Regions from separate parts of the Homo sapiens genome. Here regions 1, 2 and 3 are each linked to region 4. A link is a loop called in an ENCODE intact Hi-C map of the cell type or tissue named here. Cell type or tissue: Caco-2. All regions are shown on one strand. Region 1 overlaps CHN2 (chimerin 2). Region 2 overlaps CHN2 (chimerin 2). Region 3 has its middle 47 kb from the start of PRR15. Region 4 has its middle 36 kb from the start of TRIL.

Evidence for each region. Peaks named below come from ENCODE experiments on the same cell type or tissue, not always from the same donor. Only the 100,000 strongest peaks of a DNase experiment are listed, where the experiment ranks them.
Region 1: it touches region 4 in a loop (12-fold over the local background); 18 of 110 quality-filtered maps call a loop at or near these places.
Region 2: a loop joins it to region 4, with 9 times the contacts of the local background. A loop is called at or near these places in 3 of 110 quality-filtered maps.
Region 3: it touches region 4 in a loop (11-fold over the local background); 9 of 110 quality-filtered maps call a loop at or near these places.

What each region holds. Positions count from the first base shown.
Region 1 is chr7:29,342,462-29,350,461 of GRCh38, reverse strand. All of the region lies in intron 1 of CHN2 (chimerin 2), which reads right to left. Among named protein-coding and RNA genes, the nearest start is that of CHN2-AS1, 140 kb to the right of the region's middle. In Caco-2, a CTCF peak has its summit at 4,655 (motif pointing right); a DNase peak (open chromatin) is centred at 4,661.
Region 2 is chr7:29,304,873-29,312,872 of GRCh38, reverse strand. The region is part of intron 1 of CHN2 (chimerin 2); the gene reads right to left. Among named protein-coding and RNA genes, the nearest start is that of CHN2-AS1, 100 kb to the right of the region's middle. RefSeq lists an enhancer at 2,473-3,041. In Caco-2, a CTCF peak has its summit at 3,365 (motif pointing right); DNase peaks (open chromatin) are centred at 3,396, 4,242 and 6,342.
Region 3 is chr7:29,606,610-29,614,609 of GRCh38, reverse strand. No RefSeq gene overlaps it. Among named protein-coding and RNA genes, the nearest start is that of PRR15, 47 kb to the right of the region's middle. In Caco-2, CTCF peaks have their summits at 4,475 and 4,677 (motif pointing right); DNase peaks (open chromatin) are centred at 4,699, 5,219 and 7,201; H3K4me3 peaks cover 188 bases.
Region 4 is chr7:28,918,728-28,926,727 of GRCh38, reverse strand. No RefSeq gene overlaps it. Among named protein-coding and RNA genes, the nearest start is that of TRIL, 36 kb to the left of the region's middle. In Caco-2, CTCF peaks have their summits at 3,908 (motif pointing left) and 4,763 (motif pointing left); DNase peaks (open chromatin) are centred at 3,887 and 4,747.

The DNA of each region.
Region 1 (8,000 bases), 420 kb before region 4:
TCAGGAGGCCTTGGTCAAGCGTCAGAGCACAAAACATTTTTAATATGTTGAAACTAATCTTTAGTGCCTCCAACTCTGCCCCACCAACACACACACATATTTGCCCTAATTTCAAACAATACTTTTCAAAGATCAACTTGCGTCTTGGATAGGCTGACACTTAAAAAAAAAATAGGTTTTCAAGGTCATTTAGTTCACTTTGTCATTTGGCAAATGAGGAAAATGAAATGCAGAATGATTAAGTGGTTTCCTCAAGGTCATAAAACAAGTTAGAGGCAGAGGTGAGAGCTTTGTCTTCTAGACCTCTGACACATCATTCATCCTTGCCAGGCAGTCCCCCCAAATTTACATATATTGAAATCAAGAAAACAAAACTATTATATATGTTACTTGAATTCTTGTGAGGCTTAAAAGAAAAAATAAAATAAAGAAAGAAAATTAGTGGTGTGAAAAATTGTCATTAAGCCAAATGGTGGAACATATTCCATCTGTGCACACACACGCATTGCATAAAGTCCAGGAGATACAAGGTACTGGAAATAGTGACAAGATGAAGCATAATGTGTTCTGGAAATGTATTAGTTTGTTAAACATTTTGAAGAAATAACGAAAGGGGAGGAAGTAGAACAAGAAGCCCCATATTAATAAAAAAAATTATCCTTGAACGCAGAAGACAGTTATATATTTTTAGAAAGGAACAATGAATTATAAAGATCAAAGAGGCTTAGAAAGCATATTGCTTAAAAACTTTGACTAATATGTATCTAACCTTTAAAAAATGCGTCAACCTTTTGACTCAGCAATTCTATTCATGGGAATCTAGCCTAAGGTAGTAATTGAACACATGTACAAAGATATAGATGAACAAGATGTTCATCGCTCTGCTGTGTGTAAGAGTAAACCTAAAAGCACAGAAAGAAGGGAGTGGTGAAATAATTATCATAGATTTAGTCATGAAAATGAGAGTTTGCGGTTGAGAGCATAGCCTCCGGAACTAGATTGCTTAGGTTTAAAACCCAGCTCTGTCACTTACTAGCTGTGTGACCTTAAGCAAGTTATCTTCTCTGTATCTCAGTTTTTAAAATCTATACAATGAGAGTAATAATATCACCCAACATACAGCATTGTCATGAGCACTGGATGGGTTAATATTTATAATGCTTAATCTGTAAACAAAAAATCACAAATATGTTTCACTTCATGAAAGCCATGTGTAGGAGAAAGCTAAAAAAGAAGAGACTAACAGAACGACAACAACAAAAGAGAGATTACTCCAGATAAAGAGTGCCATAAGAAAATTTCCTACTGAAGGGTGGGCGTAAGATAAATTAGGAGAAAAAATAACATACAATGTGTAGTCTCATGCCTGGCATACAGTAAATGCTAAACTTGCTGTTATTATCTACATTTAATGATAAGAAACTACTTATGCTACATTGTTAAGTATTAACAAATCAGGTTATAAAATAATTTATTAAATATAATCTCATTTTTAAGAAAAGGTAAATATTCATATATGTAGAAATTATCAAGGAGGCAATAAACCCAATTATTAAGGCTTGCTATACCTGATAGTAAAAATACTTGTGATTTCTATTTTCTTCTTCTGCTTACTTGTATTTTACAATTTTCTGTATATATTGCTTATATAAAAATTAAAAATAATGAGAAATAAATTTGTAGGAGTGCTAGTTTTTTTTAAAAGTACACTGACTAAATAAATCACCACCTCAAAAATAAAGTAGATATAAAAAGACCCAACAAAAATAACTGTTGTAATAACACACACAGCATGTACAGTATTCGTGCAGGAAGAGCTAGGAGTGAGACAAAAGACAGTTATTTCTGCTGCAAAAGGTCATGTCCGATTCCTTTGGCCCTCTTTTAAAAATTCTGTGAAACAAATATCAACGAGTAATTCTAAGCAGGCTGGGAAACAGGTGTCTCCTCTCATGAAAGGATGGGGAAGGAGGGGGAAGATACAGATGCTTAGAAAATGATCAAAACCTTTAAAAAATGGGTAATAAGACCGTTGAAATAATCCATAAAGAATCTGAACATGTTAAGAAAAGAAAAGAAGAGGAAAGAAAAGCGGGTTAAAGGGGCCTGGAAGTGCAGGTTAAGACTTGAAAGCCACCTTAAGAAAACCTTACGTGCTAAAGTTTTAACTAAACCCCAAAAAGATGATGCTGCTGTTCTGGTCTTTGAGGGAAAACAAAGAATTCTGGGATTAGCCTACAGAAAGCTCCTCCATGTCTGAGAAAGACTAGGGAACAATCGGGGCAATAGGGAATAGGTGGCATAAAAGCTCATCTTCCTGGTTCAAGAGCACAGCAAAAATAAAGTAATACCTCCGTTGTTTTTACTGAACTTTAAAGTAATACACCATTGCTGAAAAACAGAAAAAGTCCAATAATTTAAACATGTACACTGTAGAAAGTTCCCAACCTGAGGGGGAAAAAAAAGCACCATTAAGAGATTTGTGTGAATCCTTCCAGATTTTGTTCTGTGAATAGCTAGAATAAAAATTTACAAAAATGGTTTCATACCATACATACTGTTCTGCAATTTGCTGTTTGAATTTCATGATATTGTTTTAGCATCTATCCATGTCAGCGCACATAGATCTATGTTATTTTCTTTTTATAACTGTTGCTTGGACTTCCATTACATGAGTATAGCAAAATATACTTAGTTCATTTATGTAATAATTTCTAATTGATGGACATTGAGACTATTTTCCACTTTGGGCTATGATATGGCTTCGGTCTGCGTCAATTCAAGTTTCATCTTGAAAACTGTAATCCTTACGTGTTGAGGGAGGGACCCCGGTAGGAGGTGATTGGATCATGGGGGTGGTTTCCCCCATGCTGTTCTGATGATAGTGGGTGAGTTTTCACGAGATTTGATGGCTTAAAAGTGGCACTTCTTTCTTTGCTCTCTCTCTCCCTTGCCACCTTGTGAAGAAGGTGCCTGCTTCCCCTCCGCCTTCCACCATGATTGTAAGTTTCCTGAGGCCTCCCCAGCCATGCAGATCTGTGAGTCAATTACACCTCTTTCCTTTATAAATTACCCAGTCTCAGGCATTCTTTATAGCAGTGTGGAAATGGACTGATACAGTCCACTATAAACAATGCCACACTGATACAGGTGCAGTATAGATTCAGGGAAGTTGAACTGCTGGGTGAAGGGTCTCTGTATTTTTTATTTTAAAAGGTCATTTTATTTTAAAATGGCCTTCAAAATAAGTTAGGTCAATTGAAATTCTCAGCAACGGGTACAAGAATGCCCATTTCCCCACACCCTCTCTCACCAACACTGGGCTGTTATCAATATGCTCTTAATTTTTGATGCCTTAAGACTCAGTTAGAAAACTCACAGATGAGACTAAGTATGCATTTGCAGGGAAGCAAATGGAGACACAGAACGCTCCTGGAAGTGAACCTGTGGAAACATATGGCCATGGAGTGCAGGGAACATACGCGAATCCACACGTTTGGATGGCTGCAGCTGGAAGGCTGTATTCTTCCAGGCATTTTTAGCTCCAGAAATATGTTGATTTGATGGAATCACCTGAGGAGCAAGTGTAAAGGAATTTGGAGACTGATTAATGAAGAAAAATTAAAGAACACATGTGCTCCACTTGGCAAAGTGACAACTGAAGAGGAAATACCTGCAAACATCTGGGAGAGCCAGATTCCTTCACTCGGCTCAGTGGAGGATGACTCGACTCACAGAAAAACACAGGTAGAGGCTTTGGAAAATGAAAGGAGCCAAAGTTTCACCGATGTAGAGAATGAGCTATCAAGGAAGTTGAAGATGACCTATTTTTAAAGAACATTTCAAATAAAGCTGTGTATATGGCATCATTTAAGAAACAGAGGGGAAGGACTGGGTTTCTCCCTCTGCCATCCCCTCTCCCAGAAAAGCCAGATCTGTGCTGTCACTTTTGATTTACTGATGCATACATTTGTAAATGGGCTGCAGTAGGCTTCTTCCAGGGAAGTTGGGTGAAAACAGGTTTTTCAGTCAAGCATGGAACAGCCTCACGATGAGATGACAGTTCAGAATTTGTTGGGTGATTAGCTTAATGGGCCCAGAATGGGTTGGGATCCAAATGAAAGCAAACAACAACAGCAGGAGTGGGATGTTGTGTCTGTGCACATGCTACAATATGTCTTTGATACATACATTATGCCCACGCTTGGGTCCTCAGCAGCACGTCCTCATGGACAGAGTGTACAGCCTGTAGCTATGATCTTGTCAGGCCAGCACGGCCAAATGGTGCCAGGCCTGAGCTGCGAGACTACCTGGAGGTCATCCTGACTGCTGCAAAACACCCAGATCTGAAGGCTGTTAGAGACCTTGCTTGCTAATGCTGGTTCCCTGCACTCCCCTGAGAAATTAGACATCCATGTATTCTCTTTGGAAACTCTGCTTGGGTAAGGGATGAAGGCCTGCTGTCAGTCTGACTATGAAACTCATAGCACGGATTTTTCTAACTGCTTGAGTCCCACTTGCAGAGAATAGTTAGTAAGACAAATTCCAGGAATTACTGCTGGACCCTGAGGCTGGGCCCCAAAGACAAGGGAAGTAAGTGACTTTCTGAAGATGATGAAGCCATGGAGGGCCTTGGGCTGGAGCCTGTGGTCACTAGAGGGCACCGGGGCCACATGGAGCTTCTGTCTTGAGCTACTTATTCTGTACACAGAGGCATGATGAGATTCTCCCATTCAACAGGTACTTATTGGATAAATGCAACGAGCCAGTCCTCGGGCACAATACGGTGAACAGGTAGAGAGGCCTTACGAAACTCTGCACGATCTGGCCCCCGGTCAGCATCCCCTGGTCATCGCATTTGTCTCTCCTCTTGCCCTTTAGCCCTCATCCACTCTGGCTTTTCTTTTGCTCCTCGAACACACCAAGACCATACCAGTCTTAGGGATGTCATGCAGTCTCTTCCCTCTCGCGTGCACACTGCTGGCTTCCTTATCATGGGATCTCAGCGTAAATGCTCTGGCTCCTCAGAGACATCTTCCTGGACCCACCAACCTACAGCATTTCCCCAGATACTCTCTTCAATTCTCTGTAGAGCCTTTTCACCATCCGAAACGTTTTGCTGTGTGGTTATATATTTCTTTGTTTACGTTTTGTCTTCCCATGCTAGACAGATAGCACTGTGAGAGTAGGAACCTATTTATCTTGTCCTCCAATGTGTGGGTCAGCCTTAGCCTGTTGGGTACTTTTTGTGAATTAGAAAAAGCTGTCTTTTTCAGGCAGGTGTACAGCTTGGCAATTAGACAGCACCTGTGTGTAGAGAAGATGTTTCCTCTGAGGGACAGAGCCCCAAGCCAGAGCATGTGGCCTGGAGAGGGGAGCCCAGGCTGTGTTCAGCCCCCACTTGCCCTCTCAGCTAGGCACAAATGGCACAACTGAAGTGGCCATGACTGCTGTATCCCAGGACACAGCAGGTGCTCAAAGTGTTGGACAAGTAAAAGACAGAAACCCAAAACTTGCATTCTTCTGAGGGTCCCAAACAAATAACAAGGCAACTGTAACATAGCAAGAGGATGCATACAAGGAGCATTGATGGTGGTAGGACTCCTCAGCCTTTGGAAGGCTGCATGGGGCAGGGGCAGTCAGGCTCTTCCCACACCTTGACGGATCACCTCTGCCTTGAGTAGCCCTGTCCAGGGTCCTTCAAGAGCAGTCTCAGAGGAGTGAAACCTAAGAGCAAGGCCTAAAGTCCCCAAAGACAAAGAGAAGAGTAAGTTCTGTTACCACAGCACGTGGAGCCCAGTCAAGCAGATAGGCTATTGCCTGGACATCTACTGCAGAAGCCCACAGTAAGGAGTGTCTATGTGGATGGATAGGCTCTTGGAGGATACACAAGCTGAGGTGTGGCCTGCAGGAACCAGAGGCAAGACAGGACATGGCACTGAGAGCCAGAAGTGTCTCAGCTTGCTGGCTGAAACAGGCTCTGTTGTGTCTGGATGGGTGGCCAGAGGGTGTTTTGGAGGGGTGAGGGATTATATTAAAGAAGTAAGTAGGGGCCAGATAATTAAGCGTTTTACAACCATGCTAAGGACTTACCTCTTCTAAAGGGCAGGGAAAATGCAAGCGGGGATAATACAGAGTCCAGACTGTATTTGAGAAGGATCATTGCAGTTGAGAGTGAAAGTGGACTGGAGGATGAGAAGATGGGAGAAAGAGAAGAGAAGAGGCAGTGAGACCAATCAAGGGACTGTCCAGTAACCGAGGAAGGTGACATTAATGATCTGAACTTGAATGGTGGCAGTGGAGACGGAGAAAATGGGATGGACTTGAAGGACACGGAGAAGACAGAATCTACAGGCCTTGATGACAAGCTGGACATGGACAGGGAAGGAAAGGAGGGAACATGACTTCTGGCTTGGGCAGAGGAAGATGAATGGTTTTTGGCTTAAGCATCTGGATGGGTAGTGATGCCATTCACAGAAAGGGGCAGACCAGGGGAGAAGCAGGCCTGGCAGACAGCAAGGCTCTCAGCTTTTGCTGCTGGAAAGCGATGGCTGAGGAATGGCCAAGTGAACATCTCTAAGAGACCTGCAGTTCAGAAAAGAGGCCTGGACTGGAGATCCAGGAATGGAAACCCCAGCATACATATGGCAGCTGTAGCCACTAAAGTAGATGACATGACACAGGGGGAACATGAGAGTGGGGGAGGGAAGGCTTTGACAGAGCCCCTGAGGAGCACCAGCACTGAAGGGATGAGAAGAAGAGGGAAAGAGGCAGAGACCAGAGCGATAGGAGAGAAACCCCAAGATGGGGCGACATGAAAGGCAAAGCACAAGACATTTAAAAAGGGGGAAGTGGTTAACAGAGGCAGCAGCTGCTCCAGTGAGATACACATGGAGAGAGCTGTTGCTGCAGCAACATGGGGGTTTCTCATGACCTTGCAATGGGGTATGGGTGGAAGCCACAGGCAAGTGATGTGAAGGTCAAGTAGAAATTGAGAAAATAGAGCTTGTAAGAGGGAGGTTTGATGGAGAAATGAAAGCAAATGGTGGCAATACAGGGAGACAAGGGGTTGAGGGAAAGAAAAGACACAGGAGCTTCAATTTGGTTATCATCGTCATTACCTTTGCCAAACCACTGGCCATGTCCCTGATCTCCCTCTCTCCCGAGGCACTCTCCCTACTTGCTGGTACAAAATGCAGATTTATCACAGCCAGCTGGAGATGCTTTCCTGGTGGACAATTTCCTCTTTTATTATTCACACACTTCCTCCCCTGCTTTCTTTGGAGACAACCTCACCACCACTACTTCTATTCAACCTAGAGGCCTGTCTCTCCTCCCCAGACATTTGCCTTCCAGTAGCTCCCTGCCTCTTTACAAATTATTTTCATCAAAGGAATGTTTTCCTGGCCTTCCTCCAGAAGAAGCCCTTTTGGGTATTCATTTATTCATCCAACAAATATTTACCCAGAGCTTACGCCCTAACTGGCACAAAATAGTGCACTAGACATGGGTGCAGATATAAAGGCAAGATGCAGAATCTAACCACAGGAATCAGTTAGGAGAAGAAATAAGACATCAACTTATTCATTCATCCAATGAGCACTAACTGACTGCCTGCTGGGTATCCGGCCCCTGGCCACATGTACATATCACCATAACACAAGGTAGAAAGCGGAGTGTTATAAGGGCAAGATCAGACCTAAAGTGCTGCTAGAATGGAGGGAGAAGATTATTTTACTCAGTTATTTCTTAATAGTTATTCTTTTATTCATCTCCTTCCTGAAGAGGTTAGCTCTTAGACAAGGAGAAAATTTAGATATATCCCCAGTCAGCTCTCCACTCTTTCCATTTAGAAGAGCCAGCATTTTCTCCTACTATAATGATATATTTTTTGGTGCATCTTGAGTTCACTGTGGGCATTTGTGTCTCTTCAGATATATGATGGTTGTGGCAATGACAGACAAACCTCTCATTAAAGCAACCCATAGATCATGGCCCTG
Region 2 (8,000 bases), 390 kb before region 4:
TTCTGGTGGTATATTTTAAGCTGGTATTTTGCAAGTATAATAGGTTATTTCTATTCCTGTAAGACTCCATTTGTTTTAAAAATAATGCCATTATTTGGGAATAGTCTGAGTTTCTTAATACATCAATTTCATCTTAATAAGTGACACCCTAGAAAAATGTATTCTTCAAGCAGGAGAAGCAAATTTTTTTCAGAGCTCCACTCTCTCTACGGCAGTAAGCAACATGTTGAAGAACATGTTCTTCTGCACGCTCATTATTATTTAGGTCACTTAGACTATTAATCCTTTTGAATCTCTGCTGTGTTACAATAAATCAGAAACCACATCGACATTGTGAGGTTGCTCTGACCTCTATAATAAAGTTAGCTTCTTTTCCCTTCTTCTGCCCCCAGACAAAATCTATGGCATGTGGTGACACACACTTTGGTCAGATTAATTCCTCTCCATTTTACCTACAGTTTGAAAGAGAAAATCACATTGTGCTTGATGAGTTTTGATCAACTGTTCAAAAAAACATATTTGGCAAGGTTCAGGGGAACGGAAATTAAGAAGCAAGGGAGGGAGAGAATGAGGTAGGAAGAAGCAGGAGGGATTGAGATGGTTTCTCAAGAGAACAGGTGGAGCAAAGCAGAAAAAAAGTGGAAAAGATAAGCAAGAAAGAAGAGCATGAAGAAATGAGAAATGTAATGCCATTTCAAAAAACTGTTTTCAAACCATTGAGAAGCAACAGGCAGTCATGATTCGACCACTGACAGCTCGCTTATATGTGACCAGTTACAGAGCTCTGATATGACAAATGAAGGATTTGTATTAATTTCCAGTACTGTAGTTGCCTCAAATCATACCCAAAATTTAAAAGAAGAGAACTAGAGAAGCATGGATACAGGAGTAAAAATGTCATCTAAATATTACCTCAATCATTTACCTAACTTGCCCTTGACATGTTCTTCTAGAATCTAAGTCACCCCCCTCCTCCATTATTGAGGGCAAGACTCTTGATCTGTTTTCTTGCTTATTTATTTCAGGTGGGTGCTTAAAACAATGCCTGACACATGGCAGATGCTGAGTAAATACTCGTTGCCTAAATAGCCATTCAATCAGTGTTTATTATGAGATTCCTACATGCCAGCCCCTGGGCTTGGCACCAAAAAAATACAGATAAATTTAACACATGATCCCCCCTCTACAATGTGGTAGGGGAAGAGAGACAAGTGAAAGACCTTAGAAATATGAGAAGCAGCAGCAGATATATATGCTCAGCATAGAGATGCTGGAGCCACACTGCCTGTGTTTGAACCTGAATCTTATTAGTCCCTATCTGTGATGTCTTTGCAAGTTGCTTAGCCTCTTTGTGCCTCAGTTTTCTCATCCGTGAAGTGGGGCTATGATCCTCACAGGGATACAGCCAGGATACGGGAGAAATATAAAGTACCTGGCACAAAGTAAGTGTCAGGAAGCGCAGTAGAGATTAAAAGGTTCTGTGAGAGGATTCAGAACAAAGAGTGAGGCATAAAGAAGGATCAGTTCTGGAGACAAAAGTGGGGACTGCCAGGAAAGACTCCAAGAGAACACGTGGCCCTTGAACCTCTTAAGATGGATCACATTTGCCAGGTTGTCGGTGACAGGAAGGACAATGGAACGGTGTAAGTGAAAGCCAGGAGGCAGGGAGTCCCATCAACAGGTGACAAAGGCAGGGGCAGGGAGAATATGATGGAGGGACTGGATACAAGAGATGCTAACAAGGCTGAATCTACAATGAATCTACAAGGCTCGGAGACTTATTAAGTGTGCAGTAGGAAGGGAAAACATCTGTACTGAGGACAGACAGAAAAGCAGGTTATGGGGCTTTTTAAATTGCACATTAATGACTTGTTTTGTTGTTTAAGAATTCTTTCAATAGTTTTCTTTTTAATAAACAAGTAATTATTTGGAGAATTTAGTCAATGTCATAAACTGAATGCTTGCATCCCCCTAAAATTCTTATGTTGAAATCCTAACCTCCAATGTGATGGTGTCAGAAGGAGGGGCTTTTGGGAGATGATTAGGTCATGAGGGTGGAGCCCCCAGAAATGGGATTAGTGCCATCTAGAAGAGACTCTGGAGAACCACCTTCCTCCTCCCACCATGTGAGGACACAGTGAGGACACAGGCCCTGTTTATGAATCAGGAAATGGGTTTTCACCAGACACCAAACCTGTAAGAAACAAATTTCTGTTGTTTATAAGCCACCCACTCTGTGATGTTTTTGTTATAGCAGCCCAAATGAACTAAGACAGTCATCTAATTTTTAAAATACCATTTTAGAATTTTATATCACCTTTCAAAACAAATATGTATTAAATACAGAAAATTTGGGAACTACCGTTGGGCACTAAGAATAAAACAACAATCACTCATAATCCCATTTACTGAACTAAGCATCCCGTTTCAATCTTTATATTTTCCATTGTTTATATTTGTATACATTTTAATTGCAAATACAGGATCATATGGTACCCACTGTTTTGCAGCTTGATTTTTAAAAATTAAACATGAATGTGATTATATTCATTCAATATTCTTCTACATGTTCAATTTTAATGGCTTCAAGTATTCCACTCTATGGATGTATCATAATTTATTTTTATCTCCTCCCTTATGTGAATGTATAAGTTGTTTCCAGTTTTTTTTCTATTACTGAACATTCCTGTTGATACATCTTTGTCCACATACTTGATTTTAGTGTTCATTTTAATGTATTTTATCCGTGTAACCATGTTGAAGTAAGGGAAAGTAAGTTAAATGTAGTTTATTGTACTCTTCACAAGAATTAATCCAGCCACAGCTTCTTGGTCCCCCCACCTAGGAAATGCCATGTGCCTGCCCCATGAGAGACAGAACAAGGTGGGAGAGGCCCATTTGAGGCAGGGAGTCCTGCCTGGCCAGTGCTTCCAGGGTACAGGCACTTGGGCCCCTTCAGCAGCATTCCCCAGACCCTAGACAACCTGGATCCATGTAACAGCCACAGCAGGGCCCATGAGCCCGCGAGGTCTCCACCCTCACCTGCAGGAGATGAGGCAGCAACCAGCCTGCGTGGCAAAGTGGCCCAGCACCTCCCTTGGAGCCCTACTCAGAAAATGGGAGGAGAAGCACATTTGGTGGCAAGGCCAGAACCTATTCCCATCAGCTCCTTGATCTTCGTGAATCAACAGAAGAAAACACAAACTCCCGAAGTTACGCAACTGGATTTGATTATGCATCATTTATTTCCTTGGGTTAGGCATTCCACTTCTCAGACTGCCACATGCCACTAGCTCATGCTAAGCCAGAAAGGACAATGACAATGGGAAAGAAAAGGAGAAGCAAAATTAGAAAACTCCTTCATCTGAGGTGGCATGCTCCCACCACCGGGGGCCACTGTGAATATATTAATAGGAACAGGTGGTAGGAGGAGAGGAGCCAAATGCTTTGTCCTCTATGAGTGGAGAAGGGAAGGGTGGGGGAAGAGTTAGGATGGTATCTGAAAGGGTCTACACTTTCTCAGAAATACAAGAGCAGAATTAATCAACCCAAATAAGGAGAGCACTGCTACTCTCAGGCTGCTCATCTGGAAGACTGGACTCAAATTCTACAACCCAAAGAGCGGTGACTTTCCAAACACTTTTTGAACCGTAGGCCAAAGTCCTTTATTTCTAAAAACAAAAACAAAAACAAAAAAAAAGCTTTTGGCTGCTTCTTGAAATTTATTCTTGTAAAAGACTATGACCTATTTATTCTGTCCTTGCTATAATAGTGGATACCCTCTAGACAAGGTCTATGCTTTCCATTCATTCACTTGTTGGGTCATTCATTCATCATCCATTCATCACATACTAATAAACTATTCTTGGTGGGTAATCTACTCTGTGCAAGATGTTGCATTGCCAGGTTTGTGCACATAGTAGTGAGCAAAACAGACATGTTCCTATCCTCACACCCTTCTGGTCTTGGAGAGGAACACAATTAACAAAGAAGCCAAAAAATTATTGAGTATAAAGTGCAATGGAGGAACTAAATAAGGTGTTTTCATAGAGGCTAATGAGACAGATCTGCTTAGCACGGTTATAAGAGGCATCTCTGAGGAAGGGCAGAACAGGGCTATTATCCACCCAACTACTGAATTTTCCTCCTGGGCACACAGGAAGACTACATGCCCAGCCCTTCACATCCAGGTGAGGCCATATGGAATGTGGCCCAGGTGATGTTCATTCCAGGCCCAGCCCACACAATCCTCCACGCATTCCTTGCTCCTCAGCAGGTGACTGCAGAGATCCTGCTAAGGATTCCGAGAAGGCACCGGGGGAAAGAGAGGTCACAAGCTGGAATGGTTGGTGGCTGTGTGGAACAAAGCAGAATCCCAATTCCTATCCCAACACACACACACACACACACCCCAACCACCTTGCACTGTGACGTGAGGGACACGTGCTTTATTGTTTTAAACCACTAGGATATTGGGTTGTAAGTGATAGCACTTAGACTCTTCTGACTAACAGAGGAGGAAGGGTTAAGCTAAGGCCTAAAAGATGGGAAGAAGCCGGTTCTTGGAAGATCTGGAATAAGGGTATTCAAGGCAGAGGAAACAGCATGAGCCAAGGGCCCACGGCAGGAAGTCTGAGGAATGGAAAGACAGCTGGAGGAGTGGGAGCTGAGAGAGTGCAGCGTAACATAAGGTAAGGCTGGAAAGACAGGAAGGAGAGAAAAAGCAGGAGCTTGTAGACAACAATTAGAGTTTGGATTTATTCTACATTCTCCATACTTTTCCAACTCCTTTGACACAGTTATTTGTATGCCGAGATACCCAGTAGACACTATTAGCTGATTTATTTAAAATGACCAAAAATCCAGAAAGATGCAGTGCTAAATGCATTAGTTTTCTACTGCTGCTTTAATAGATTAGCACAAACTCAGTGGCTTAAAAAAACAAGAATTTAATATCTTGAATTATGGAAGTCAAAAATTCAAAATAGGTCTCATTAGGCTCAAATCAAGGTGTTTTCTGGGCTGGGTTCTTTCTGAGCAACATCACCTGGGCCACATTCCACATGGCCCCAATTGGATGTGAAGGGCTGGGCATGCAGACTTCCTGTGTGCCCAGGAGGCAAATTCAACAGCTGGGTGGAGACGCTAAGGAAGAATCTATTTTGTCCACCTTCCTTGACTCCTGGTCCCTTCCTCTCTTTTTCAAAACCCAGCAGCAGAGCATCCTTCAATGACTCTCTGACTCTCACACTCTACTTTGCCTTAAATGGGCTCTTGTGATTACACTTGGCCCACTCGGATAATCCAGGGTAATTTGCCCATCTCAATCAAGGTCACCTGGTTAGCAATCTTACTTCATCTGAAATCTTAATTCCCACTTGACATGTAACAACATATTCACAGGGTCCAGACATTAGAACAGAGACATGTTTGCAGGGACCATTATTCGGTTCACCACAGTAGGAATACCATTACTTGTAAATTGATGTTGACTAATCATACTCACCAACCTTGTAACTCATAGACTCCTTTTATTCTTTCCCTTCAAACTGGATGATTTGAAAGATCTGATCTCCAAAACAAACTGAACTTATTATGTAGTTACTGATAGATAATTATTCCATTAGCTTTTTTATTAGGCTTTTAAAAATGTATAAAAGAGGCTGCAGACCCCTCAAAACATCTGAAGTGATTGTAAGTTGGGAACCATTAGATTTACAGACAACTGAGCTTCTCAAATCTCAGTTCCCTTGGTCTGGTTAAATGATTTAGCTGAAGGCGAATCAGCGAACACTGATAGGATATATCCAGGCACATCTCTTTCCTGCTGTCCCCAAAATGAGAGATTACGGATGTCCTCTTGAAAATGTCACCATAAGAAAATCATACTCTTAAGAGGAAGGAGGCTTGGACGTTACTAGTCACATCTTTAACGCTGAGAGCTAATTATTCCACATGCTTCACACCACTGGATGGAAACACTCATTATTGTGTTAGAGGACAGGAATCTGGCAATTCTGCAGAATGCAAATCACCCAAAGCCATTCCACTCAAGCTGGCCTGATTAAGTTTGCTGTCAGCCCTCAAGGATGCTAACAAAGCTACTGGGACAGGAGGGAGTTCACGGCAATTCTTACATACTGATTACACTGGATTAAGTGATTTGCTACATTTAAATAATAAACAATACACTTGAAAAATCACCTTGAACACAAGATTCCCTGGACATTTGTTCCTGGGGATGAATGTGTCACAGGGCAAGGATATAACAGTTCATTCAGCATGTGCTCTATCGCCTTGGGCTTTAACACCCAGGGTCCCCCTTTCCTGCCACAGCCCCTCCTCTCAGTTTATACTCATCTTCTGACCAATCAGCACTCTCTTAAGTGACACCTCACAAAGGAATTTTGCCTTCCCATCACATCTCTTCTACATTTGCTGCTTTGTGAATCCTCTATTATTTATTAAACAAGCAACTCAATCAGTGCGTTCCTCCTTTCTTTTGCATGATGCCAGTACCTCCATTTTCAGAGATACCAATAATTAACTTCCTAGCAAATGCTTACCTTGACTGCAGTTTTTAATCTTCAGATATCCTCCCAGGAAACTGATAAGGCAATAGAATGCTTTCAAGTCTGCTTCTTAAGACACCACCAGTTTAGGGACCAAAGATTTATTGACTTACACAGTGCGCTATTGAGTAAATCAATGAATAATCACATACCAGCTTCCATAACAAATCCTAAATAGGCCCTAACTTATGACGGGACAGAAAGTAAAATTATGGTATTGGGAACATCCTGAGATACTTGTCTGACAACGATTGTGCATTTGGCCCACAATCTTCACTGCTTCTCCTTTAGCTATACCATTCCAGCAGAGCTAGAAGTGAGCATTCTAGATATGAAACACAGAAATCTAATATAGTAATAAAGATTCAAGTAAGCATGTGTCTAAGTTTGGATGGGGAAAAGGAGAGGGAAAGAGGAAGGGGTTGGAGGGGTAGAAAGAGGGGAGAAAGAGAGAAAGGAAAAGGAGGAGGAGGAGGAGGAGAAAGACGAGGAGGAAGGAACGGGAGGATGGAGGGGAGGAGAAGGGAGGAGAGGGAAGAAAGATTTACATATGAAATAGATGCACATTCTTTTTCAGAAGAGTAAAATTTGGGCCCAAAGAGTTAGCTTCTGGGCAGCCAGTGTGGCTTTCTACACAAGTAAACTTTATCAGGCTTTTCATTCTGCGCAATGCCAATCAAATAGCTAACTCTACAATTGCTTTGATTACTAGTCTCTAAAAATTATCCAGCTATTGACCCAACTTTCCATTTTATCATGCTTAAGAATTAACAAATGCAAATTTTCTTCCAAATCACAAGCTTTGTAATAAATAACGATAAGTATCAAAACTAAAAAAAAAAACTGATCTTTATCATAGAAGAGACTATCCCTGTTAGAATGTTGGGTGCTGAATATTTTATGATTTAGAGCATGTAGAATATGGACAGCAGGTAAAGGGATGTTTTCTCCATGCCATTTCTTTTATTCATACGTAATGGGGTTGCCTGACATAGTAAGAGCTTTAAAAAAACATTGTTGGATAAGGATCTTTTATACCTCTTTGAAACCTTATAAACACTCTTCTTTCTCTGGAATGATTCATGGGGTCCTCAGAAAAACACCCCTTTCCCCGGCAACAATCACTGGGAATTTCCTGGCCTGCCTGTCGTATCCTCTGTGCAGGCAAACGCTGGCTGTTTAGAGCTCCTTCCTTGGCCACTGGAAATCTGGAGGCTCACCCTCCCTTCAGTGTCCCTTTCCCCTCCAAGTAGCTCTCCAGGACAGGATCTAAGTTGAACCCATGCCAACTGACCTTGGGGCCTGGCTCACATCTGGTTCACGGGAAACAGACGTATCCTCCGCCCTGACAATTTCTAGATACTCAGTCATCCCCTAAGGCCACAATCTCAGAGCAACCTGCCCTTTAGATTTTTCAGAGTGAGTCAG
Region 3 (8,000 bases), 690 kb before region 4:
TGCAAACAGAGTGCTGGGGCAGTGGGTAAGGAGGAACCATTTTAAATCTGATGTTCCTGAGAGGAACTGCTGAGATGCAAAAGTGAGGGAGAAGATCACATGGAGGACTAGAAGTCCCGGCTGGGGGAACAGCAAGTGCAAAGGCCCTGGGGTGGAGGCCTGCCTGGGCTGTCCAAGGTAGAGCAAGTAGGAGAGTGACTTGATTAGGGATAGTGGAGGGGAAGAGCAGCAGGCAGTGGGGTCAGAGTGATAGCCATGTGGATCCTGTGTGGCCTTGTAGGCATTGTCATGACTTTGGCTTTTACTCCCAGGGAGATAGGAGCCAGTGAAGGCTGACTGACCTTTACCCAATTCTCATTTTATAAGAATTTTTGTTGGCCGGGCATGGTGGCTCACGCCTGTAGTCCCAGCACTTTGAGAGGCTGAGTTGGGTGGATCACTTGAGGTCAGGAGTTCGAGATGAGCCTGGCCAACATGGTGAACCCCATCTCTACAAAAAAAAAAAAAAAAAAATGAGTCAGGCACGGTGCCTGTAATCCCAGCTACTTAGGAGACTGAGGCAGGAGAATCACTTGAACCCGGGAGGCAGAGTTTGCAGTGAGCCAAGATCGCGCCACTGCACTCCAGCCAGATCAACAGTGAGAAGCTGCAGAAAAAAAAAAAAAAAGAATTTTTGTCATCTGCCAAACTTATTTGTGAGAAAACACTAAAAGCAGAAAGAATGCTAGTTATATTCAAGGTCACTAAAAGCGAACACTGGAGAACAATTTGGAATGACTCAGCATTAGGAATTTAAAAATTCATTCATTTCTTCATTCAACAGGCATTTATTGCCCAGGAAACAAAAACAGGTCTTACAACATTGTCTAAGAAAAGTAACTGGCACCAAGATTAAATGCTTAATATTTATGTGACAATTATAATGCTATGCCCTGGATTAATGTCAACTTACAGAAATACTGCCCAAATAGGAATTCCAGAGTTCAATTTACAGATGAGGAAACTGAGGCCAGAAATAATAGACAACTTCCTCGAGATCAATGGTGGAGAAAGTGGTGCTAGTGTCTCCATGGCCACAGAGGGATCTATAGACCACCAAATACCTCTCTTTCTTTCTGTACCTCCATTAGCACCTGATAACAGTGCTGGGTAAAATAATATGGCGGAACTAAAAAAGTACAGGCAGATTCCCACAATGTTCTGCTACTAAGAGAAAAGCTCATGAGAATAGGCTATACCCTCCCTTCTTCCCTTTGTATCCAAATGCAGAAAGTGGTCTCTGCGGGAATTCAACCCCATTGTCATTGCTCCACTGACCCATTCAGCTGCCTGGGTCTGTGCAACTCAAGGTGTGTCCCGCTCAGCTGCCAATATTATGGAAAAGCTGCTCAGCCTGGGACAAGGGATTTAACTCCCTGGCCTCATGTTTTGTATCCTGAAAATGAGAAGCTTAAAATGAATACATGATCTCTGAGGATCTTTTCAGCTTGGAAATGTTAGGATTCTGATGAGATAGTTGCTTGAGATTTAGTGCACAAAAGAGAAAGAGGTGAAAAACAATTGGCTCTTCTCTGTTTTCACATTATTGGCTGTGTGGCTAAAGCTGGTACCTGAAATGTAAATATTCTGTGTCTCCTGACCCTTTAAAAAAATCTCTCTCTCTCTCTTCTTTAACCTCTCTCCTTTTTAATGTCTTTTGTTTTCTCTGATTCACAGTCAACTTTGGATTTCTATTAAACTTTTAAAAGGCTTGAGCCAATCTTTCTTGTAAATTGTGGTGGCCAGGGGGCAGCGTGGGAAGAAAGAAGAGAAAAGTTCTTGTTTCCACATGAATCACCATGGAGCAGCATCTGTCCTCAATTTTGGCAAAGCAAATTAAAGGGGAAAAGAGTTCTTATTCACTGGGAGAAAACAGAGACAGCAAAGCCCAGAAGCTTCTCTTTGGTCAGCCTCTCAATTGTATTCCCCCCTCTTTGCTGTCCTCCCAAGGGCTAGACATCCAACACTCCTACCGAGGTTCTCATGACATTGACAGTTTAGCTGGAAACCCAAGACCCACTCCTACTTTCCTGTGGGATTTCTCACTGCCTTCCCATGAACTGTCCATCCTGCAGCCCATGAGGGCGTGTCAGACCCAGAGAGAATAAGAGAAGGCCATGCAGCAGATGCCAGGCAACATGTCTGCTCCCAGTGGCCCCCAGTGGCTGGGCTTGGCCAGCCAGGCTGTGAAATCAGAGACAGCCCAGCCCTCCAGAGCACAGAGACTCCCGGCCACTCTGACTTCATTATCATGCAACTAGGGCACCGGGGCCTTGCCAGGGGCTGCTGCAAGCAAGTTTGCTTAGGGAGACAGCTGGAAAGATGGATACCATGGGCTTCTTTGTTCTCTTTGTTTCTTTTCATTTTGTCTTCTCTCTCAGCATCTCTTTCTGTCTTTTTTCCCTTCCTCACTTTCTCTTATCTTCCTTTTTCTCTGCATTTCCCCTTCTCTTTCTTCCTCCAACCTACGACTCTCTCACTTCTCTCCCTCCACATTTTCCCCATCTCTCCTTTCTCTATTCCCTCTTCCCTTTCTCTTTCTTTCTCTCTCTTACCTTTTCCTTACATGGAGGGTTTACCAAAGAGTTGCTCAAGGATTTATTAATCAGCTGCTGATGCACCAGGTGACCAGGTGGATGAACCCATCTCAATGAATTTTCAACATGGACACTTAGCAATCGTTGCCTGGAAGATTGAAGGAGTTGCAAAACATTTTCTTGATGTTTGTTCCTGCAAAAAACATTAAAAATAATAACTCAGCTGAACTCATGAGTCAGTTGAATTACTGTCTTTGGGTTTTCTCTCTGTCATTGTCTGTTTGTCTCTCTCTATTAATCTTTTTCTCTCAACTTCTCTGTCTCTCATACCCTAGTGAGAAATTAGAGAGCATCATTTCAAGTGTCAGTTAATCTGAAGTGAAGCATTATGGGATTATTAATAAACCAGGACTGAATTTCACTGAGATTTAGAAAGAGGAAGTTACCCAGTAACCTCCATTTCATTACATATCAAAGTGTTTTCTACTTTGGTAGAAGAGAAGTGACCTCTCTCTTCACTCAGGTAGGGAGTCCCAGAAAACCAGAGCCCCAGTGAAGTCCATCTAGAGGAATTTTTCACACGACCAACAGATAAATTTTCTTTCCAAGTAAAGCCAAGTGCTGGGTCCAGGGTGCTAGGCTATCAACACAAGCACAATGAGGAAGACTTCTCTTCCCCTCATAGCAGGAAAGAGGACAGCCATAAATATGTCCTGTGGGGTCTAGCAGGGCCCCTGTGAGGCTAGATGTGAGAAAGAACCCTTTCTGTGCCTCCCAGGGCCTGGTTGGCAGCTGCGCAGAAGGCTACTTCTCCTCAGGGCCACAGAGAGACGGGCCCTGAGGCAAAAGCCTTTGAGAGACCTTCATGGCAACCTGGAAGTTCACAGAATCCATTCTTAACCTCTTTCTTACACTCAGGCCAGGCCTCTGGCCCAGTGATTCTCACATTTAGTTCAAAGACCACTAGACTCCACCTGTACATCCGGGTGAGGGTCTTCTGAGGGAACTTCTGGTTTTGTTTATGTGGATTTACACAAGAGTCTTCTGTTGTCTAAGTTTAATAAACTTCAATGCTATTTCATCTAAAGCAGCCTATCTTTTTTTGGTTATTTTTTGGTAAATGTTGACATTTAATTGACTTCAATAATCTCAAAAACCACAATGGTGGAGGTGGTATTTTCTTTTCACTGTTGATGGAAAAAAGAGCTGAACACAGCTGGGTGCGGTGGCTCATACCTGTAATCCCAGCCCTTTGGAAGGCCAAGGCAGGTGGATCACCTGAGGTCAGGAGTTCAAGACCAGCCTGACCAAGATGGCAGAACCCTGTCTCTACTAAAAATACAAAAAATTAGCTGGGCATGGTGGCGGGCATCTGTAATCCCAGCTACTCAGGAGGCTGAGGCAGGAGAATTGCTTGAATCTGGGAGGCAGAGGTTGCAGTGAGCCAACATCATGCCACCGCACTCCAGCCTGGGCAATAGAGTGAGACTCCGCCTCTCCAAAAAAAAAAAAAAAAGAGCTGAACACAATTCTGGGACCAGAAATGTCAACACTCTTTCCACTTAAAAAATGAAGTATTAGGGAGATACTGTATTTATTATAAACAGATGTGGATCTTATACATTCTGTCAATTTTAACTGTGGAAATAGAAGTCCATCTATCTAAAACATGCACTACTGTCCAACTTTAAATTTATGAAACCTTTCTCTTACATCATTTCTGAACATCTTGGCATCTACTCAAAATCATGAGAAAGTATTACTCCTGCTAAATTCTGGTGTCCAAATTGTACAAACTGCATCTCTGTAGCTTTCTAGTTTCCTTCGTGTGTGTTGTGGAAAGAGTACTATTAATAGCTTTGGAGCAAGGGTTAGAATCCCAGTCCCACTCATTATTTCATCCCTCGGTGCCTCACTCCAGGGAGATTACAATATGTGAGGATTCAACAAGATCATGACAAAACACTTTGCAGGGCACAGGGACTGCCATGCCATGGAAGAAGAATATATTTACAAAACCAAACATTACCTTCCTCTGTGCGTTCGATGACCTGGGCTGCAGACCTTACTCTAGCAAACCGCTAGGTGGCACTAATTTGGGGACTCCTTCCTTTGCCGCCTAAAAGCATCCTGGAATTTACCACCATTCCGTCTCCTCAACGCTTGCCTAAGTGTTGGTGACTCAATCTGTGGATTCCACTCCAATTGGCTTAAGCCCAGTCATTTTGGGATGAATAATTGGCACTGCCATTACTCTAGGAACAAGGCACACATTCCATCTAGACCTGCAGGATAAGTAATACGGAATGTAGTCCGTGGAAAGAGACAGGTACAAAGAAGAGGAAAGAGACAAGGAGAGTGAAAGACAAGCAAAAAAGGAAGGATCCCTCCGAAGAGAGAGACTGAGTGATGGTCAGAGAAGGACAGAATAAAAGCATGATGGGGAAAAGGAAAGGGGAAGTGGGTTAATATTCAACTAAAAAAGGAGGGCTTTATTTTAATTTCTCATGCTAAGGAGCAAACAAACAAAAACACTGAAAGAGAGACTGCCTTTCCTTTGCAAACCAAGAGGCTTTGAGGGCTGTGTCCACAGAGCAGGTGAAGGCACCAGCTGCCCAGCTTGTGAATGCCAGAGATAAACAAACCACACCCAGTTGCCTTTCAACTATCCAAGATACCGTCTCCTCCCTGCGTTGCGGAGGTCGGATGACTGAGAACACAGCCTAGGGTCACTAAAAGGTCTGGAGTATGAGGGAAGGTACCCGTCCTTATTGTTCTTCACTCTGAAAATGCTGAGGCAGAAGCGATTCATGGGACATGAGAACTTTTTAGGCTCAAGGTTAATTCTTCAAGATAGTGAGCTGTCTGTCTCTGGGAAGATACAGACCAAGGATAGGACTGCCTGTTAGGATTCTAGGGGAGGAAGCCTGCCCTGAACCGAGCAAGAGGGTCTCCCAGACCGTCAGGGTCCTTTCTGAAGCCACCTTGTTTCCTATAAATATAAAAAACAGACCCAGCTGTGACAAGCTTCCTGGCTGTCTTTACCCACACCCCATCCACTTGGTGGTCTGAACTCGGGGCTGCAGGTAGGTACAGGAAGAAGAGGCTGTGGCCACTTAAGGTACGAAATAAACATTCCTGCCTTTTAAGCCAACACCTGCAGATTTCACCTCCTCAGTACTGGGGTGGAGAGGAGAGGTTAGGCATTCACTGCATGGGCCACAGAGGGCAAAAACTGAAAAGAAGTCAACCTTCCGAGAACTCGCCACTTTGAGAATATGATACCCTTGCAACCACCTAACTAAATATCTGCCATTAACTCAGTCTAAAAGCATGAAGTACTGTATTCTCCTGAGATTGGGGGAAAATACGCCTCACTGTACCAGTGCGTGAATAATCAAAGTGCTCCTTTCGTTCCCCATTATTCTCCCCTTTCTATTGATGTTGTTGTTTTCGTGTGTATTCATTGTCTCAAAAGCCTGATAACTCATTGTTTTAGAATGTTTGTTAAGGAGCCAGAAGCTAGACAGTCTGGGTCTGAATATTAACCTTGTGGCCTTGGGTAACTGACAATCTCTCCTAACTTCAGTTCCTTCATCTGTTAGGTGGAGCCAAGTTAGGTACGTACCTCAGAGAGCACCTGTATAAAAGAGGTGAGATCACATAAAGAGCTTAGTCCAGGGCCTGACACCATGCTATTAGTGATACAATTATGATATAAAAAACTTCTTTTGCATTTCTGCAATAATTCAGGTGGAGCCTGGCCCACGGACATGTGAATTAGTTCATGTGCTTTCTTGCAGAGGTTAATTTACTATTAGTTTTGAAGAGCAATTTGCAAAGCCAAGATGAGAAATTGTTTAGTGTGATAAAGACTGACTCAAGACCTACAAAAAGTGCTGAGTGAGTTGGAAGCTGAAGCACACACAAGAAAAGAAACAACTGCCAGCTCATAGTCACAGTCACCAGCAAAGCCCGAGGCATGCAAGTTTGCTTTACAATTGCCCTATGCTAAGTAGCCAACCTCTCGAAGAAAAGTTACTCAGCAGGAACTCTGATACCACCATATCACAGTAGCCTGGGACGAATTGAAAAGATCTCACACAGATTACCAGTCAGGTAATTCTTTGAAGAAAATGACCAAACTTTAAGTCCATTTTTGCACTAGTTCCCACATTAAAATATAATCTCATTTTAGAAGGCTTTAGATGATGCTTTATAAGTTGATTTGGAAACGGAGTTCATGTTTCATCTTCTGGTCCAACCGAAGACAACTCCAGAAAATACTTGCTGGTGGCCAACCTCCAGTTGGTTCTCGCTCTTTCAAACTTATTGAAGATATTCCCCACGCTGTCGAGACAGCAGAACCCATTTTATTTTTAGTGCGCAGAAATTCTTTCACTGTCAAAATGTTTCATGGACACCAACATGACGTGTGGTTTGTAGTTTTCCAGCAATTCTAGTTCTCTTGTCAGAACCACTTCTTTCCCCTGTGTTAGCATGGGTCCTTTGAGGGAGCAGGACCCATGAAACTGGGCAAAGCCAATCACCAATCCTATTCCTCTGGTCACAATGATTGACTCAGAGATGGCCAAATGACCTGTTTGTAACCACGGAGACAGAATGAGACTTTGCTGAGAAGCCTGGGAAAGAGTCAGGCTGCCTTCTGCTGTCCAGGTGATAGAGTTGAGAGCTAGAAGCTTCTGCAGCCTCTCTCTAAACCTAGAAAAGAGCTGCTCTGTGGAAGCTGAGCTGAGAGACGGAGAAAGTTCCCAGTGCATCACTAGAGCCATGTCTTTCCCTAGACTTTTCATTTAAATGAAATAATCACCTTTTCATGTGTGAATCCAGTTTGAGTTGGGGTTTCTACCACTTGCCACTACGATATCAACACCTGCCACACAGGATTGTTGTGTAGATGTAATAAGAAATGAAAGAATCCACAAGGAAACACCTAGCACAGCGCCTGGTTTAGGGATGTGCTATGAGCCCCACCCATCTGTGCCAGCAGCGGCAGCCCCAGGAGCGGTCTCACTAGGATGTGAGCTAGGATGCTCAAGGAAAAGCACCAAGCTAGGTCTGAAGGTCTGAAGGTTTGGGAAGGGCATAGAGACCTGCAGAAGAGGAGAAAAAAGGGATGGGAGTTTCAGGCATGAATGTATAACACACACTTGGGGTACACTGAATAGACAGACCAGTGAATAGAATGAGGACTCATGGACAGGAAAATGGTCAACCAGCTGGCCAGGCCGAGGTCTGGATTACTGCAGATCTAGGGTGCAGCTAAAGAGCTTGGACTTTTCCTGTAAGACACAGAGAAATATTGCTGCCTGACTTGACCTGACATATCAGCATTAATCTGACACTTCCCTGGCTACACTCAATGACTTGTCAGAGAGTACATTTCCGAGGCTCCTGCAGTGA
Region 4 (8,000 bases):
CAAAGTGGAGCCAGCTACTTTGCAAGTGCTCCCCTTCTTTCTCCTTGCCCATCCCCAGACCATTTAGTTAACCTCAGTGGGACAGGAACCGTCCTACAAATGCATGTGTTTGTCGTCTTAAGAGCTTTGGTAAGCCTACTTAAATTTCAGACAGCTAGAGACTGTCACAGTGGCTTTCTTCTGTCGATAGGTGACATTGTGTAATTAATAACCCTATAAAGCCTTTGAGGATAGCTTTTTCTTTTAAAAATGGAAGCCCAGAGAATTAAGACAAAGAAAGCTACTCTGTGGAGTTAAACGTCATCTTCAAGGAGGAAATTTTTAAAAGTACCTCTACATCTACACGTGGGCTTCAATTATATGTCTCCAAGGTACAGCACCCAGACGTCAAACCACTCAAGCCTGGATGGTGAATTTATGATAGAGGTTGACTTCTTTGTAGAATAAGTTTTCTGTTTCCACAAAATAAAATTGTATTTAGGGGTATAAGCGCCAGAATTTCTTTTAGCAATTAATCAAAATGAATGACCAAAAAGTTTAATTCTAGACTAGAGCTATTAAATTACTTCCGAGCTATGAATGCAGTTTTGATTTTAGGCCATATCAATCCAGGAAAACACAGAACAATGAGCCTGGAGGGTCAGATACTGTGAAGAGCAAATTTGCAGAAGGCTTTTGGGTCGGCAACAGTTGGGTTTCCTTAAGATTTATAGGCTTCATAGGATAGACACACACTTCTTTATTTCTGCTCTGTATGAACACTCAGCAGATGAAGTTCCACTAACCGCTTTCCCCTGCCCCCACATTTAAAAAGCTTTCTCCTTCTCTTTTCTTTTCTATCTCTGTGAATGGCTTAAACAGCAGCCTGTGTTTTAGAACCATAAAGCGTGCATAAACGTTTCATAAAAAGAAATAGAAAAAATGGAAATCTCCAGTGTGAATATGTGTTTATAAGATTATTTAACCCCTTTTACTTTATCACCTTACTTGCTCTGACCCTGAGACCCTAGAATGACGTGGGCCTGAACCCGAATCCTCGGGTGATCAATACTACCTAAAAACAAAGGTGATGTCTATGGAGGGGCGCAAAACAAGGTTTCCCATAGGAGGACTTGCCAGTCTGATCAGTATAACTAGTGAACCCAGATAGTGTGGGTCCAGGAAGTTGGTATGACGCCAAGCTCCCCACCCTCAGAGGGCTCTGGTGTTCCCCGCTGAGGACTCGCATCCCGTTTATAGCTCTGTAGATGTAAGCAGCCAAGATGATTTGGGGGAATTTCTGTGTGACAAAGGAGACAAGAGGCTGTGGAAACCTTCCGTAACAAGTGGTTGAATTGTTTAAGGGATTTTCAAAACCCTCTAACTGGAGAAGCAGGATGAAGGCGAAAGAATACATGACTGATCATTGCTGGCTAACGTAATCAGGTGATTTGTGTTAACAATATGCCACAAAATCCCAGGAACAAAGTCTAGGTCCTGTCTTTAGCCATGTCGTGTCCACGGCAATGTGGACCTTTTATCTGATTATTGGATGGTCCACTGAAGCCATCTTTAGGAATTTAGAACCTTCATAAGAGAAGACGAGATTCAGTCTATGTGGAAGGGTGTTTTTTTTTTTTTAAAGAGGCGCTTGTAATGGTGGTGACTTTCCTTCCTTAACATTAAATGAATTACTAACTCTACATATAATCTTGTGCATTTCTGTCCTTCTTCCCTTCCTTCTTCCCTTCCTTCTTCCTCCCCTCCCTCTCCTTTTGCAGGAAAACTATATTTCAGGACTATGCCCAGCAATGATGGCTTCAAGATCACAATAAATTGTTTAGCTTTTTAGGGGATGAGAGGCAAAATGTTTAAGCACTGGAAAAAGGCACAGGCAGGGGAGATCCTGATTTTGTGAAGCCCAAAGCTCATATGATTTCTTTTAAAAAGAATATACAATTACAAATACAAAATTAGGCAGGAAAGTGAACATTTCTTTAGAATGAAAAATGATATCACAAAAAATTATTGGAGACTTGTAAGTTTAGATCCTTTTTCTCATGAAGATCTCTTTAGGCAATTTACCAAAAATGGCTGATTAGAAATGCTTTCTGATTGCAACCCAGCTTCCTCTCTTCTGGAAAACTCGATGACTCCTCACAGAACTCACAGAGGCCTGTGAGGAAGAAGGGCCTCAGGCTTCAGCTTCACTCGCTTCTCAGGAGTTTGCGTCTGGTCTCAGGTGCCACCTATTTAGAGTGGCCAGCAGCTGATAGTGGTTTATAAACATACAGGTAGGTCCTGGCCATCATAGCGTCAGGGTCCGGGAAGCAAGCAGGGCGGCTCATGGACGAGGAGAGCAGTTTGGGTGTGCAAGACAAGGTCTGGATTCAAGTCCTGCTCAGTACTTACCAGGTGGGTAAACTTGAGGTACTTTACTTCCTTCTTGGAACCTCTTTTTTTTTTTTAATCTTTTCTGTAGAACAAAGGTAATTAAAAGAGATCGGGTTGGGTGCGGTGGCTTACTCCTGTAATCCCAGCACTTTGGGAGGCCAAGGCAGGGGGGATCACTTGAGTCCAGGAGCTCAAGACTAGCCTGGGCAACATGGTGAGACCCTGTATCTACAAAAAAAAACAAAAACCAAAAACCAAAAAACAAAACAAAAAACCCACAAAAATTAGCCGGTAGTCCCAGCTACTAGGGAGACTGACATGGGAGGATTGCTTGAGCCTGGGAGGTAGAGGTTGCAGTGAGCCAAAACCGTGCCACTGCACTCTAGCCTGGGCAACAGAGCAAGAACCTATCTCAATAAATAAATAAATAAGAAATCACGTATATAAAGCACACAGCAAAGCATAGGATAAACACGCAATAAGCCTTTATCTGAGAGTGAAATGTATTTTAAAGTTTGATACTGAAAGTTATGTGTGTGTCTCTTTGCATTTGTCTCATCCCTTCCCTTCCCTTCACTGTTGACTACAAGAGACATTGGAAATCATTGAAAAATCCATTCCCTAGTTAATGTTCCCCGGCTTGCCTTTTATACTATCTGTCGGATCCAATCCATCATGTATGTAATCATATTTTACATTGGCTGCTCTATGAATAAGAAATGAGTGGAGGGTGTTTTGTTTTCTACCTCTTCCCTATCATGAGGGACTAGGTACAGGATGCAGATTTCAGCTCTACAGCTGAAGGGCGCAGATAGTAAATCATTTTACATGCCTAGGATGGAAGACAAGCTCCTTGGGGATTCTGTGATGGTGGTGGAAGAGGGGCCTTCTTCCTGATCAGCACTTTGGGTGCCAGCCTGCTCTGGTCAATGGGAAAGAATGGAAACCTTAGAATTCAACCATATCTGCCTGGGCCTGGGGTGGGATGAACTAAAAAACCAGAGCCTCAAGGTGGCTTGGGTAAAGTGCCTACTGGAATTTACACTTTCTCACAAGCATCAGAGAGATGTTAGGACACAAAAAACTCTTTTGTGCTGCAGAAGATTTTGCAATCTTTGGGTGCCAGGAAAGGTTTCAGTTTCCTTAGCTGTAAAATAGAGATCAAAGCCCCCTTGCTTGCTTCACTGGATCATGTGGAGAACAAAATATAAGCATGAAAGTGAAAACACCTCGCACATCTAGGGAGAGCTTGCAGTATTGCTATGAAAAGTGGTAGCATAAATTAACAGCATGAAGCATTTATGTATCATTTCTCCAACAACCCACTTTTCAGCAATGATTTCCTCACATTTGCATTTTGGTGCTGTTTTGTTGTTTAGATACGAATTAATGCTAAATGTTAAACTCTACTGGGTTCTCTCATTCAAATTGGAGTAACACAGGGAAGGCAATTCTTGTATTCATGGTCTTCTGTTTTCAGGGGGCCGTGGTCTCCTGCAAAGTGCTAAAGCCTCTCTCAAGTATGATGAAACAGCGCCACCGTGTGGTCTCGAGGCTTACCATCATTCACTCATTTGCCTTTGGATTTTTACGGAGCATTGGTCAATAAACATCAGAATATGTGTAAATGCATATTGAAATAATGGAAATTGAGGTAAATTTGGTGGAATCCTCCCATAGCTGTATTTGTGAGCACTTATTAGAGAAAGTATCCATTCATCATTGGCATGGACATGCTTGAATAAGGTTTGTGAGTGACAACAAGCTTAATATTGTCCAAAAGTCTATCTTGGCGATGGTGGTAACTAAAAAATGCATTTTTCCAGAATATCTCCCTCCATTCTCTGATGAAAGAGTCTATATAATGTGTGTATTTCATGAAATGCATTTTATTGTATGCGGAGGGGGAGAGAGAGGTATATAAGGCAACATATATTTAACAGAAAATAAGAATGAAAAATTGTAAAAGTCTTCTTGGCTAGGGCCACTCATTTATCCTGAAGTTAATCAAGCAACCAAGACCAAAGCACTTTGGGGAGCGGCGTGGTAACTATGCATTGGACTGTTACTAAATAGATGAGCCTTTGCCAGGAAATATTTGTTAGGGATAATAGCACAGCAAGGAATGGTTCTCTTCTTTTTAAAATGGCTTATGAATGACAATAACAATAATAACTTACTGTGTTTATTTAGCCAGGCACTGTCTGAAGCACTTTGCCTGCATTGTTCCGTATATTAATTGGAGAGGAGTTCAGTAATGGCCATTTTAAAAATATAATCTAATTTTAAAAAATGCTAGCCAATGTAAGCAGACACACATTCGAGATAAGAGCTAAGCCAGTGTCATTGGCGCTAGACTCAATAGCTCTGAATGCGCTGGGTGGTTGATTCCCTCTGGTGGCCATTCTGGGAATTTACAGATGTAATGCAAATGTCACACAGTACTATAATAATCACAAGCACTGGGATACATATTGGTGAATGCAGTCCTGTCCAGGGAACATGAAGCCACTGGGATGTGACTGTTAGAGTATGACCATCTTTGTTCTTATTACGTTCCTGCTGTAGATGAAAGAGAGAGTAAGTGAATGATCCACTGATGTGCTAGGATTCAATATGGAATGTGGACAGGAGCATACAAAATGATGGGCGTTAATAAGGGGCTAACATGCCACTCTCTGTTTTCCCCTTCAGCTCTGAAATCAAATGGGAGAAAACATTGAAAATGTTAAATAACCGAATGGGTAAGTAAATTGTGTTGTATCCACTGGATCCATTTGAAATAGAAAGCTTCTTTTTATAATATACATTACATCAATGCTCAAGCATTTGTATGTATCTATACATAGAAAAGATCTAGAAGGATAGTTACCAAGTTGCTAACAATCGTAACCTCTGGGGATTAAGGTGAGGACAGGGCAAGAGGATGAAGACTTTTGTCTTTTACTTTATCATTCATTTATTAACACAAACTTGTATTTCTTTTATAATGAAACAATCAAAGTAAACAAATTATAAGAACCAAATATATGCCCCTCTGAAATGTAACATGCCCTGAAAATGTGATAAGTGGGTTAGGGAAATGTTGTAATTCATCTTACGTTTTAGAACTTCACAATATATAGCTTTAAATATTAGCAATCATAGAGCCCCTCTAAAACAGAGTACTCTAAAAGTTTTAGTAGAATTTGTATTAATTCCCTGATATTTTTCTTGCTTTTGAACTTATGAAATGGAGGAGCTTACTTGACCACAGATCTAAAATATTTTCGTTACTTGCTGAGGAGTGTGTGAGCCACCAGTTAAGGCAAGAAATTTGGAATTCTGCTTCCAAGTTCCAATTTAGCTATTCCTTTATTTGTTGATCTTATTTAAAAAAATGTCTTTTCCTGCAAAGCCAATCCAAAAAGGCACATAGTGTTTTGTACACCACAATTATTAAAAATCACTCTGATTCCATGTATGTATATTAGAACTTTGAATCAAAACATTTAAGGTGGTTTTGGAAATCTATATCTAATGTTTAAAATAACATGATATAAAATAGACATTGGTTTTGGGGTGCGGGATAAGGAAAAGGGAGGAAAGGAAAGTGTAGGGACATGAAATGGGGCCAGACGTGAGATGAGTCCACAACATACACTAATGAAAATGAAGTTCTGCAAAACTTTTGGTAAGGGTGAATCATAGATTTGGTTTGCAGTTTACTAGCAATTCAAAGAAACAGGGTAAGCTCCAGGAGTCGCAGGCCCACAAGGCATAGATGAGTCGATTGTTAAGGAGGAACAACAGCTACTGGGCTACTAAGACAAGAAAAAATTGTCTCCTGCTTGACTGGGTTCTAGTTAAAAATAAGATGGTGTTCATCAATCGCAGAGGGAGACGCAGGAGAAGGAGATGGGATCCAAATCCTGGCAGGCTCCTTACTCCTGGGTTGGAGGAAAGACAGCTGTCCCCAGTCCCTCAAAAATTTTTATTTTCCATTTTTAGTAGCCTGCCTTTCCCATCTACCCTGACCCCAACCTGAACTTCATCCTTTCCTCAGTGGGCCCTGAAACGTTCCCCAGTTCTTCTTTATCAGACTAAGCTCAATGAAATGGATTTACTAGACTTTTTCATATTTATGTGTGAGTGATTAATAATAGATTCTGCCCCTGCCCCACTTAGGGCATGGGCATTTATTTTTTGTTCTCTTAGCATGGCAGCTGGGCAGGTGGTCTCAGTATACGTTTGTTATAACAATGGTTACATTTCACTTGGCAACATCATTTATCATCTCCTGTGACTTTTCACTGTATTTACAAATTCCCCTTTGGCTGTAGAGATCACAAGTGAACTCTAACAGATTAAATTATGGCAACTTTATTTACTGCATCCTGGGTACTATCTTCCATATATTTTATTCTAGAATTGTTTATTTTCCTACAGCCATTGCTCACTGAAATTCAGGGTAGGGTCTACTGTGACCCCGTCATCTTTTAAATCAGTCTTTAAACAAGGCCATTCATTCCCAATGGCTGTTTGTGTCATTTCCCCTATCCGCCCGCCTGCTTTAGTGTTCTTCATTTAGCATCCAAGTTCACACATAAAAAACACATTGTGCAATGACCGACTGTGATGGCCTGACCCGGGGCAATAAATGGACTATTCATCTCACCAACGTCTTGGCCTCAGAAGGAGACTTGAAAGGAAAATAAACAAAGTTGTAAGTTTGTGTAGGTGGAAACTTCCAGATTTCCTTTCCCAGACAGCACAAGAAAATTAGGCCAAATGCCCATAAAAACGTAGGCTCTGACATTCTTTGATTCTGCACAGTTTTCCTATACATAGGACGGGAACGTGGTGTGAGCCCATCAAGCGTCTTACACTAAGTAATGGATGGGCCTATTCTAAGACTGGAGATTCTTGTTAGGGCCAGTGTTCCTGCTAATTAACTTGGGTCATGAGTGGACAATGAAGGTCTCAAAGCAACAAAATTTACAGAGTGGGCACACATGGACCAAGGTCAGTGACGGCCTTGGGGAGGAACTGACGCAGCGAGGAGCTTGGAAACCTTCTCCTTCCACTTTGGCCTACCCGATGCTGCAGCATATCTGCCATGCCGTCTCATTCCAAGTGTACTGTGAACAATAAGAACACATCATCACTTCCCCTCTAGGAGGGTCCATGTATGGGACCTGCCATCAAGTAGCAAGTAGCTGGTTGATTTACCAGGAACAGAGCCATATTAGTTTACAGGTTTTCTTACAAAGGAAGTGGCAAGAGTGCAATTGGCCTTAGTGAGGAGGGGGGATTCATGCTGTTGTAGGCTATGCCTCTGCTGGTGTGAATTATTATGTATCTACATCTGGATTGTTCTTCAGCTGGTCTATGCTCAACATGCACCTACCAATATGTTTTTGATAAATATTTTCTCTTACAAATATTTTGCTTAATATCAGTGGATGCTAGTTTGTTTGAGGCATAGGGGTTTGTAACTGATTACCTTTATGGCGGATTAATCTGTTGTCAATACAGAAAACCATTCTTTGATTCATGCAGTATTTCAGGCTGTGAATTGCCTCTACTGATATTATGATATCAGAATATCAGAATATGATTGCTACCTCTGCTTACTTTTAGTTTGC